4 separate regions of the Mus musculus genome follow, and all the other regions are linked to region 2. Evidence: chromatin loops called from intact Hi-C (ENCODE). Cell type or tissue: heart. All regions are shown on one strand. Region 1 holds the start of Bach1 (BTB and CNC homology 1, basic leucine zipper transcription factor 1). Region 2 holds the start of Cct8 (chaperonin containing Tcp1, subunit 8 (theta)). Region 3 holds the start of Ltn1 (listerin E3 ubiquitin protein ligase 1). Region 4 holds the start of Rwdd2b (RWD domain containing 2B).

Region 1 (2,500 bases), 200 kb after region 2:
ACAGCACTTAGGCCATATTCTCACCTACTTTAGAGGTAACTGAATGTCCTTAAGTCACAAGAGCTTACGCACTGTACAGATGCAGTCATGTCAATGTTATCACTATTTGGAGACAACCCTCTCCTGGAGCCCTTGCACTGTCTGTGTGTGTTTAAGGAGCACATACATTTTGGGGCTTCCCATTTTTCTACATCTTTCCTCTGGAACTCAAAGCCAGCAACATTATTTCTTCCTACAAGTCCTCCCAGGGCTACTGGCCTCAGGGGTGGTAATTCCTTCCTCATTTTTAATCAGGTTGGCCAGCCCAGTCCTCTCTTTCTCCAGACTGATAAGCCCTGCCACGAGTGCATGCAGCTTTGCGTAAAGACACTGCCTTGAACAACAGCGAACATAATAAAAAATAGAAACGAACAATTGGATTAACACCCCAATAAGTAGCAGAGGATGAAAGCATGACCAGGACTTGAGGGAAGACGTCTGACATGACCAGACACGGATGCGTCCATGTTTCCTGGTAGTGCAGCGTAGAGGGACAACAGGAGGCTGCCAGACAGTACAATATTCCGGATATGAAGCCCAGTACAGCGTGCTTGCCCATTGGTGAATGCAGTCCGTCGTGGCTAGGCAGATAAGAGTGCAGCTTATATTCAGGCAAGTATGAAGGGCGCAAGAATAACTCTCAAAGCAGTATTGGCTGAGCACAAGGAGTAAAGGGATTTGATCGGGGAAGCATGCATATTAATGGGTTATAATGAGCAAAGCACACTCCAGGTTACCTGCCTTGCGGTTTTCGAGGAAGGGCCTCAAGGACACAAACAACTAGAAGGGAAGCTAGTGATCATTCAGAGGGGCAGCAGCCTCCCCCTCTCAGAATCTGCTCCTAAAAGTCCTGCGGAGCTTCAGACAGATGTTGACATACACCCTTTTCAGCAAGTTCAAACACCTGGTTTTTGTGCTCCTACAGGAAAGCAGCCCAGGAGCTTGGCCGAACTGAGCTTCCGAGGTTTGGGGGCGTGGGGCAGAAGACCTTATCTAATCTGTGTGTGGGGGGGGGGGAGGGGGGAGAGGGGCTGTGTGAACAAAAACCCTGGGGGCGTGGAGGCGTCAGCCTTTTTTTTTCCCTGCCTTCAGCAGGTGAGGAAGAGGTGGTCTTCCGTGACGTGTAACCTTGCCACCAAAGGCAGAGATAGGGCGACGCGGTTGGAGGCCTGGCGCTCAGCAATACAATCCACAACGTTACACGGAGCTCGCAGGAGGCGAAATAGAGAGGCTCTTACTAGCGGAGGGCGTGGCCTGGAACGGGGCGTGGCTCCAGGCAGGGCGTGGCCTGGAGCTCGGCAGGGCTTCAGCTACGGGGCGGGGCCCGGGGGCGGAACCGGGGGCGGGGCTTTAGCGCCCCGAGGCGCTGGCGGTGGTGGCGGAGAGGAACGGAGCGCAGGGGAGGAGACGGGCGGCTGTCCGCGCAGAGGGAGTGAGTCACCTGACCGCCGCTTGCCGCCTGCAGTCGGGCCGCGCCGCGTCTCGGCTCCGGTAAGTGGCTCGGGCGGTGCGCGGTGCCGTCCTTCCGTCCTTTCCGGGGGTCACCGGGGCTGGTGGCGGGCGGCCGCGCGGGCCTAGAAGGGGCGGCGGGCTGCGCGCTGTTTACGCGCTGCGCGGACTCTCTGGGCCGGCCGTGCCGGCGCCGCCCTGCACCGCGCTCCGCCGCGGGCCGCGTCCCGCTCCGCCTGCTGCGGGGGCAAGGCCGAGCGGGCCGGGGTTCCGGGACTACCGGGCGCTCCGCGCTTCCCTTTGTTGTTGCTTGGCGCACGTTTGTAATGTGGACTCGCACAGCATAGGCAGAGTGGGTCTCGATGTTAACGACACCAGCTTTTGTGTTCGTGTCCGGTAGGGCCAGGGCCAGCGCGTTTTCGATCTTCTCCGGGACTTTGGTGTCATTTAGTGGAATTGCGCCGATGGCTTTTATGTAGTGAGCTCTCTATGTTCAGCGTGCGCTGAGTCAAGGCAGACGTAGTAGTAATTCTGAAAGAACGCGTGTGGGAAAATCCTGCTCCCCAGACAGGCTTGGAAGAACAAAGACTTTTTTTTTTTTTTTCAGGATGCTGTTCTTTTTCCTTTTGGAGAATTGTAGAGTTGTGACTGCTAGCCTTGGAGGACGATGCCCCTGCTGGGTCTTTGTTTAGGCATTGAGCACTCCTCTCAGCTCACTGGGTTTGCAGGAAAGGCAGTTCAGAAAGATTAAAGGATGACCACTGTAGATTTTTGTTCGTGGCCGAGCTTTTGAGCTCTACAAATATTCAGAGAAATGGGAAGAGGTATGGGTTGGCCTATTCTTCCTGCTCTTGTGGTAGTGGTGCAAGCTCTGGGCTGGGCTTGAAGGCGCTTGCCACTTCTGGCTTTGGACATCGTAAGGGAGTCTAGAGGAAAAAAGGCTCCTGGTGAGTCATCTTGGAGTTGGGTAGCTTTGGAGGAGTGATCGCCTCTTGTTGTTTAACCGTCGGAT
Region 2 (2,500 bases):
TTACATTAAGCCCTGACATCCATTCAGTATGCCAGTTATCACTACAAAGGGGACACCACCTCTCTGTACTGCTAAGAATCCGCTATTTCTACAACTTGTAAAAATATGAAAGACAAAACAAACGTTATCTGGCAGCTTGGGGAACTCAGGACAAATCGCTCCATAAGCAATGTGACCGCTTTAAAAAAAAAAAAAAAATCACTCCTGAAACTACGGCCTATTCGATCTGGGGTGGGGCTTCATTTATCCTGTAGGCTACGACATCGGACAGTCAGAGTGAAAAGACAGTTAACAGCCTTCGGCCCGGTCTCAACTCAGAAAAGGTAAAGGAAACAGAACGTCCAGAGGAGAGTTTTCAGTAGAGCAGTGGGGATCGGACGTGTCTGGAAGGAAGCAACCAAGGGCAGGCCCAGGAGTGACCATGCCGGACTCGTGTCATCTCCATCCTACAATCCCCGGCCCTCCAACCACCCGTTACCAATTCCGTCCAAGTTCATTAACGCATCGCCAGCTCGCGTTAAGGGCGGCGCCCGTGGGCTCCATGCCGCAGACAGGGGCGTGGGGAGCTGGGATGCAAACCCGAAGCCGCCGGGGGAATAACAGAAATGCCCACCAGTTCCAGCGAGCCGGCATCCAGAGCACGCTTCCCTTTCTAGAACCTTCTCCATCCCGATCGCGGCGCGGCCGCCCGCCCGCAGGCCTGTCGCGGTCGCCACAGGCGCAGACCCACCCTCCCACCGTACAGTCCCTCCACGCCACCTACTTTGGCTCCATCCTTGAGCATCTGGGCAAAGCCCGGGGCCTTGGGGACGTGAAGCGCCATGGCTCGGCCGCAGTCCACCGCTCACGCGCTCGCTCCGAGACGCCGAGGAAGCAAGGGGCGCCGCGCACTGCCTGCTGGGAATGGGCCTCGGCGCCGCCTCGCGTCCCCCTACTTCCGGTCGCCCCGCCCCTTCAACCTGCAGCGTCTCTGAAATATCGCGAGAACCAGAGGTTCCAGCAGACAGACCTGATCTGCCGATTCCCGATCAAAGCGGACGATCAGGCCGAACCCAGAGCGTGCATGCTCCCTTCGTGTCCCTTGTCCTAAGTTAATGAGTAAACTTTGGTTAGGACGTTTGGCTTGTGATATTTCGGTGGCGGACACCCAACGTCTTATCCTTCACTTAAACTTAATCCTGCAGACCCAGCACCGGGGCAGGTTAGCCTTTTCTTCTCCAAGCTCACCCGCCCTCGCCCCTATAAACTACCAATGGACATCCTCTGTGTTGGTCACTGGGAAGCACTGAAGGCTCGAAGGTGATCTTTGAAATAGCATGGAGGATTGCAACGCGTGGACTGCACGTGCGTAGCAGAGCTAAGCGGTTTGCTTAAGTGCAGTTATCTTTGTTATTGGTCAAATTTAAGAATGAATATTAATCTCCATTTTATGGAAGGGAAGTTGATAACCACAATTCAGTGGTACGCAGAGGTCACCAGGCCAATAGATATTACAGCGACGATTTCTACCCTAGATGGGCAGATTACAAAGTGGGAATAGTTAACCACTTTATCTATATCTATATATCTATATAGATATTCTCTACTCCCCCAGAATCTTTTTCACAAACATTTCTATGTAAATAGAATAACTTCATAGAGAAAGTAAAACACTCTTACAATAAAAAAATACAAAAAAATGGAAGCATCTCCTGCCCTTGCAGAAAAATATGAAACGCTTTGGTGAGTCGTTGGACATAGAGAAATTAAGATTTTCTTTACATTGGGACAGACTCATAATTGCAACCGTACTATCAACTGCAATTTTTTTTTCTATTAAACATTTTAAATATGTAACCATGGGACTGAAGGAGCTGAAGGGGTTTGGAGCCCCATGGAGGGAGCAACAGTGTCAACAGGCCAGTTCCCCTAGAGCTCCCAGGGACAGGACAACCAACCAAAGACTAAACATGGAGCAACCCATGGCACTGGCCACATATGTGGCAGAGGATGGCCTTGTTGTACATCAGTGGGAAGAGAGGCCCTCAGGCCTTAGGGTGTTCAATGCACCATTTGTAGGGAAATGCCAGGGTGGGAGGATGGGAGTGGGTGGGTGGGGGAGCACCCTCATGGAGGCAGGAGGAGTGGGGATGGGATAGGGGGTTTCCGAAGGGGAGACCTGAAAAGTGGAAAACATTTGAAATGTAAATAAAGAAAATATCCAAGAAAAAGAAAAGAAAAGAAAAAGGAAAAAAAAATGTAACCATGAAAATACTTTCTTGTCACCGAACACAAGGTAAGTGAGCCAATTATATTGGAAGACAGAGCAAACGTTCAGTGGTTCTCAAAGATTGGTTTTGACACCTCCGAGGCTCTCCAACGCCCTTTCAGGGCCCATGACTACGCAAGTGTTTTCATAGTAATACAGAGCTGTCTCCTCTTCCTGTGGGGAGCTGTGAAGGCCTGCTGGGTGTTCAGTATGTCACAGTATGAATGTGAAAAGCACAAGGAGCCACTTACA
Region 3 (2,500 bases), 64 kb before region 2:
TACATGTTATATTTGTGTACTCCACCATGGTTAAAGTTTCACATGTTATATGAAGAATGACACTGTTTTTAGAATACATAAGGTAGAGAACTTGGGTGTTAAATACTGAGATCAACTCTCCTAAGGGTCAGCAAAATTTATAAATTAAGAGATGAGGGACTGGAAGGATGGCTCAGTGGTTAAGAGCACTGACTGTTCTTCCAAAGGTCCAGAGTTCAAATCTCAGCAACCACATGATGGCTCACAACCATCTGTAACAAAATTTAACTCCCTCTTCCGGGGTGTCTGAAGACAGCTACAGTGTACTCACATATAATAAATAAATAAATCTAAAAAAAAAATGGTGGAACAGGTCTATAAAAGCGAACTGTGTGTGTGTGTGTGTGTGTGTGTGTGTGTGTGTATGTGTGTGTGATCCATCAGGATAAAGGCTGCAGAGAAACACCTGCCTTTAAGATACTTTCAAAGCGCCAGGTGGTGGTGGCACACGCTTTTAATCCCAGCACTTGGGAGGCAGAGGCAGGAGAATTTCTGAGTTCCAGGCCAGCCTGGTCTACAGAATGAGTTCCAGGACAGCCAGGGCTATACAGGATGCATTAAGGTATCTAGAGCCACCTAACATATGGCCATCCGAAGCCTGCCAGGCCAGCCAAGTTCGTGGCAAGTTCAGGGTGGCCAGAGTGAAGCAGGAAAAGCGAGGTAAGCTTGAGACCAGAGACCCAACGGGTGACACCGACCTGACACCGGGCATACCACCGACGGGCTCGGGCCTTGGCAAGGAGGGACTGAGCGAGTGAAGCCCACGCTTGCTTCTTCCCTCCCACAGCTCCTACACAAGCTCGGCCACCCACGAGGGCCGCCCGGGTGCTCACTGTCACCGTTTCCCGATGACACCTCCCTCCCTGGGCGCGCTCCGTTTCCCAGATCCGGCGTGAAACGTCGTTTGGGTCCCAACTCCTCGACTTGTCCACCCGCGGGGACGCACACACCGGGAGGTCACACTCTTCCCTCACGGCCCTCTGGACACCCGGGCCGCAGGCCGCGGGGCTACCATCACCACAGGACTCACCCTGAGGTTCCCCTTAGTCCGCTGCTTGTTCTTCCCGCCCATGGTGGCGGTGGCAGCCCGGCTCTCAGTCTGCAGAGCCGAAGTTGACACGGGCGGGCCACAACTTCCGGTCCCTCGCGCCGGAAGGGGATTCACTGTAGCCACTTCCCCCTCGCCCTCCCAGCCTTTCGGCTTCCTACTTCCGCTCCCGCCTCCCTGTCAGGACTCTGACCATCCGCTGCCTGAAACGTAACAAAGAAGGCCACGCCTGCCTGAGTGGCGTCACTGCTGACCAATAAGAAACCAGCGTTGAGCCCGTGGCGCCAAACCTGTCCGAGATATTTGTAGTGGAGAGATTTCCTTCCTAGTGTGTAGGAATTTGCTCTTCCAGAGGTCCTGAGTTCGATTCCCAGCAACCACATGGTAGCTCACAACCATCTGCAATGGGATCTGACGCCCTTTTCTGGTGTGTCTGAAGAAAGCTACAGTGTACTCATATAAATAAAATAAATCTTTAAAAATAAAATGAAATAATAAAAGCAGAGGAGTTGGGGCGACTAACTTGGTAGAGTGCTTTCCTGGCATTCCTGAAGGCTGAGTTTGATTCCCTACATTGAGCAAACCAGGTCTGCTGGCACACCCTCCCAATACCAGCACTGAAGACACAGAGAAGAGGAGAATCACAAATTTAAGGTCAGCTTTGCACACTTAAAGTTCAAGGGCAGCCTGGGATATATGAAAATCTATCTCGAAATAGGAAATAAAAAGAAAAAAGAATCATCAGGTCACATAGGCATGAGACACTGTCTTAAAGAAACAACAAGAAACCATTTGAGCTCTACTCATGCCCCAGTCTTCAGCGATGCAAGGCCAGATAGGGGCCAAATCTAAACACATGCAATTTGAAATGAACCACAAACACCAATGAGGAAGGCTTTATACTGTTTGTACTTTAAAAGACAGGGTAGTTTCAAACTTCTGACTACTGATAACAAGCACAGATTGTTTAAAATTTCATTTTATTTCAAAGGTCTGGAGACAGGCTGGGATTAACATTGGGTCCGCATGTGGCAAGGTGTCTTGTACAATGACATCTCTGAGATAGCTTGGCCCTTTCTCTTGCCATCACTTCAGGGGCCATGGCAGAAAGAGAAGAGAGGCAAATTCATCCCCAGAAATCCTGCACTGTAACCTACAGCCCAATGCAGCTGCAAGAGAGGCCAGGAGGGTGAACAGGCAGCTTTTCCAGGTTCCTAGTGAAGGCAGAAGAGTGTGGGAAATCCCTAGCAAGTCGAACCATCAAAATTACCTTCACATATAATTTGTCTTTCAAGTTTCATGAGACAGAGCCTCGTGTAGCCCAGCTGGCCTTCAACTTCCCATCCTCCTGCCTCTACTTCCCAAGTGCTGGGATTATAAGCATGTGCCTTCAGATCCAGCTCACGTCAAGAA
Region 4 (2,500 bases), 55 kb before region 2:
GCTTAAAAAGATGGGTGGATTGCCAGCTGTAGTAGCACAGGTCCTTAATTCCAGTACTTGGGAGGCAGAGGTAGGGATTATCTCAGTGAGTCCGAGGTCAGCCTGGTCTACATAGTACACTGAAAGTTCTTTGCTAAAGTTACATGGCTTCAGTAAAATTTGCTTAGCTTTAGAGAAAATCTCATTGAGGTAGGGGCGGGTCATTCATGTTTCCGTGTGTACACATATACATACACACGCACAGAGATACACACACACACACACACACACACATGCCTTTGTCTCCGGAGAGCTGAGAGAAGCCACAGCCCCCATAGGATTATTTAAGGAGCTAAACCTAAACTCAGGTACCCAAGAGTTAACGCAGATACCCCGCACGCAGGCGCAGAATGTGGGCGGAGCCAGGAAACACCGAAGACGGTTCTGACCAATGGGCGGAAGTGCTGCTCCAGCGACCGCCCATTCGAGCCCCCATGGAAACATGGCCTTCATTCCGCTTAGCAAGGGCATCCAGTGCCACACTCACCCAGAGCTGGGGCTCCCGCACTGGCGACACCCCGGGGCCGGACGCGCTCGCAGCTCAGGTCTCACCCCAGAGAGAGAAAGGGAACGGCGCGATCTTTGAACCCTTCTTGCGGGAAGCCAGCGAGCGCTTTGCGGGCCGGCGCCTGCGCGTGAGGACGCAAGTCCCGGAAGCAGGAAGCTCCTCTCTTCTTGCTTAGCGTTCACGTCTGGAGCAGCGAAGGGGTGCTTTGACCCCCGCCGGTTGCTTTCTGGTCCTGGTTTTTATTCTTAATATTTCACCATCCCGGACTCATTGTCTTCCTGGGGACCGGGGCTGTGGCGGTGATACAGGACTGGCAAGGAATGCCAGCCAGCAGACAAAGAACAGATCCTCTTCTGCAGGTGGCAGGACTTTAATGCCTAATGCGTCTAGAAAAGAAGTATTTAATAGCTGACAGTCTTGTCATTCTCTTTTCTATACGTGACCCGTCCCTACAGAGAGAGAGAGAGAGAGAGAGAGAGAGAGAGAGAAATTCCAGGCTTAGGAAAGTGTTTGGTAGTTGCATTTTAACTAGGCTAGAAGTAAAACTCTGAGAGATTAAGTATGGTCTTAATCTCTTATTCCTACCTAACAACACTTTCCTAAGTAAGTGCTAGAGAAAAGCTCGGGGTCTCAAACAGGCCACCACTCCAACTGACGCCCCCGGGGACAAGGCAAACTTTAGTTGATCAAGTGGGCGCTCTCAGGAAAACGTGGACACAGATAGGAAATGCATTTGGTTTTGTTGGTGGTTGGCTGGTTGGATTTTTTTTATGAGGCAGTGTTTCCACGTGTAGCCTTGGCTATCCTGGAACTCTCCCTGTCGGTCAGGCTGGCCTCTGCCTCTGTCTCCACCGCCTACCAATGCATTTGGCTTTTATTTTAGCTCAGGTGGTGACTGCCTTTCCCCACTAGTTGGTGCCATACCTGGAAGTCTTAATTCAGTTTAGCTAGTCTGAAAATAATTGGTACATAGAACATGAAGGAGGGGGCGGTGGTGCACACTTTTTAATCCCAACGTGAGGGAGGCAGAGGCAGACTCAGGCACAACTCTGAGTTTGAGGCCATCCAGCCTGGTCTACAGAGTGAATTCCAGGATAGCTAGGATTACACCGGGAAAAAAAAGAGAAGGAAAGCGTTAGGGAAAAGGGTCACTGTTTTGAGGAGAGAAGGGTTACACTACTCTAGGTGATCAAATTACTGGGAAAGAGGGCTTTGCCATTTGTGTAAACAGGTTTAAACTGGAGGGCAGCGTCAAGCCTTAACGAGGTGGGAGAGAAAACTATTTGAATTCCTTGTTGGTTCTAAACACAAGTTTTATGTTATTTGCTAGGAGATGCATCTGATATTTCTTTCAGCAGGTTTGTTAATCATCAAATTAATGTGAAGCTTGCTGTTGTCCCTTCTTCAGGAGCCTTGCAGGCTGTGTTGAGTGGAGCCAACATAGGTCCACTGGAGCCATTGTTAACTGAGAATGTGGGCAGATATGGATTAGACAGTGGTGGAGATAATTCCAAATCCTGGGTTTCTAGAACCTTCCCTCTTGTGGCACTTCTTGTCTCTAAACCAGAGAGCAGTAAGACACTAAAATCGTGAGCAGGTAACTAATGTTAACCACCCTGGCTTTAAGTGGTCTTGGCTGGTAACCACGCTGGGAAGAGCTGTCAGTTTATCCCTGTTAATAAAAGGACAGAGAAAGGGGCTCCAGCATGAAAGTACTGCCTTATCCAACCATATACAATCCACTCTCTTTTCCTTATCCAACCATATACAATACACTCTTTTTTCATTTCTTTAAATCATTTTAGAAATGATTTATAAACACTTATTCATTGATAGTAGTACACACAACCTTTCAGAACTGGAAGAAAAAAAAAACCCATAAAGACAATATTTTATAGCAGCTCTCTAGCCCCATCGTGGATGTTTTGTGTTTTTGCCAATTCAATTACATAA

Evidence for each region. Hi-C counts contacts between places; a loop is a spot of excess contacts. Peaks named below come from ENCODE experiments on the same cell type or tissue, not always from the same donor. Only the 100,000 strongest peaks of a DNase experiment are listed, where the experiment ranks them.
Region 1: it touches region 2 in a loop (3.0-fold over the local background); 5 of 42 quality-filtered maps call a loop at or near these places.
Region 3: it touches region 2 in a loop (4-fold over the local background); 8 of 42 quality-filtered maps call a loop at or near these places.
Region 4: a loop joins it to region 2, with 5 times the contacts of the local background. A loop is called at or near these places in 10 of 42 quality-filtered maps.

Annotation. Positions count from the first base shown.
Region 1 is chr16:87,697,527-87,700,026 of GRCm38, forward strand. It overlaps Bach1 (BTB and CNC homology 1, basic leucine zipper transcription factor 1), which reads left to right and starts at 1,428. Exons shown (of 5, transcript NM_007520.2): 1 at 1,428-1,530. In heart, a CTCF peak has its summit at 1,449; DNase peaks (open chromatin) are centred at 565 and 1,375; H3K4me3 peaks cover 2,270 bases; H3K27ac peaks cover 2,297 bases.
Region 2 is chr16:87,494,966-87,497,465 of GRCm38, forward strand. Cct8 (chaperonin containing Tcp1, subunit 8 (theta)) reads right to left here and starts at 904. Exons shown (of 15, transcript NM_009840.3): 1 at 764-904. The coding sequence starts at 823. It overlaps B130034C11Rik (RIKEN cDNA B130034C11 gene), which reads left to right and starts at 1,108. Exons shown (of 3, transcript NR_040375.1): 1 at 1,108-1,344. In heart, no CTCF peak of the experiment used is centred here; a DNase peak (open chromatin) is centred at 956; H3K4me3 peaks cover 2,075 bases; H3K27ac peaks cover 2,053 bases.
Region 3 is chr16:87,431,357-87,433,856 of GRCm38, forward strand. Ltn1 (listerin E3 ubiquitin protein ligase 1) reads right to left here and starts at 1,250. Exons shown (of 30, transcript NM_001081068.1): 1 at 1,070-1,250. The coding sequence starts at 1,111. It overlaps Rwdd2b (RWD domain containing 2B), which reads right to left. Exons shown (of 5, transcript NM_016924.2): 5 at 1,975-2,500. In heart, no CTCF peak of the experiment used is centred here; a DNase peak (open chromatin) is centred at 1,275; H3K4me3 peaks cover 1,728 bases; H3K27ac peaks cover 1,050 bases.
Region 4 is chr16:87,439,911-87,442,410 of GRCm38, forward strand. It overlaps Rwdd2b (RWD domain containing 2B), which reads right to left and starts at 682. Exons shown (of 5, transcript NM_016924.2): 1 at 527-682. In heart, a CTCF peak has its summit at 1,456; a DNase peak (open chromatin) is centred at 441; H3K4me3 peaks cover 1,707 bases; H3K27ac peaks cover 1,606 bases.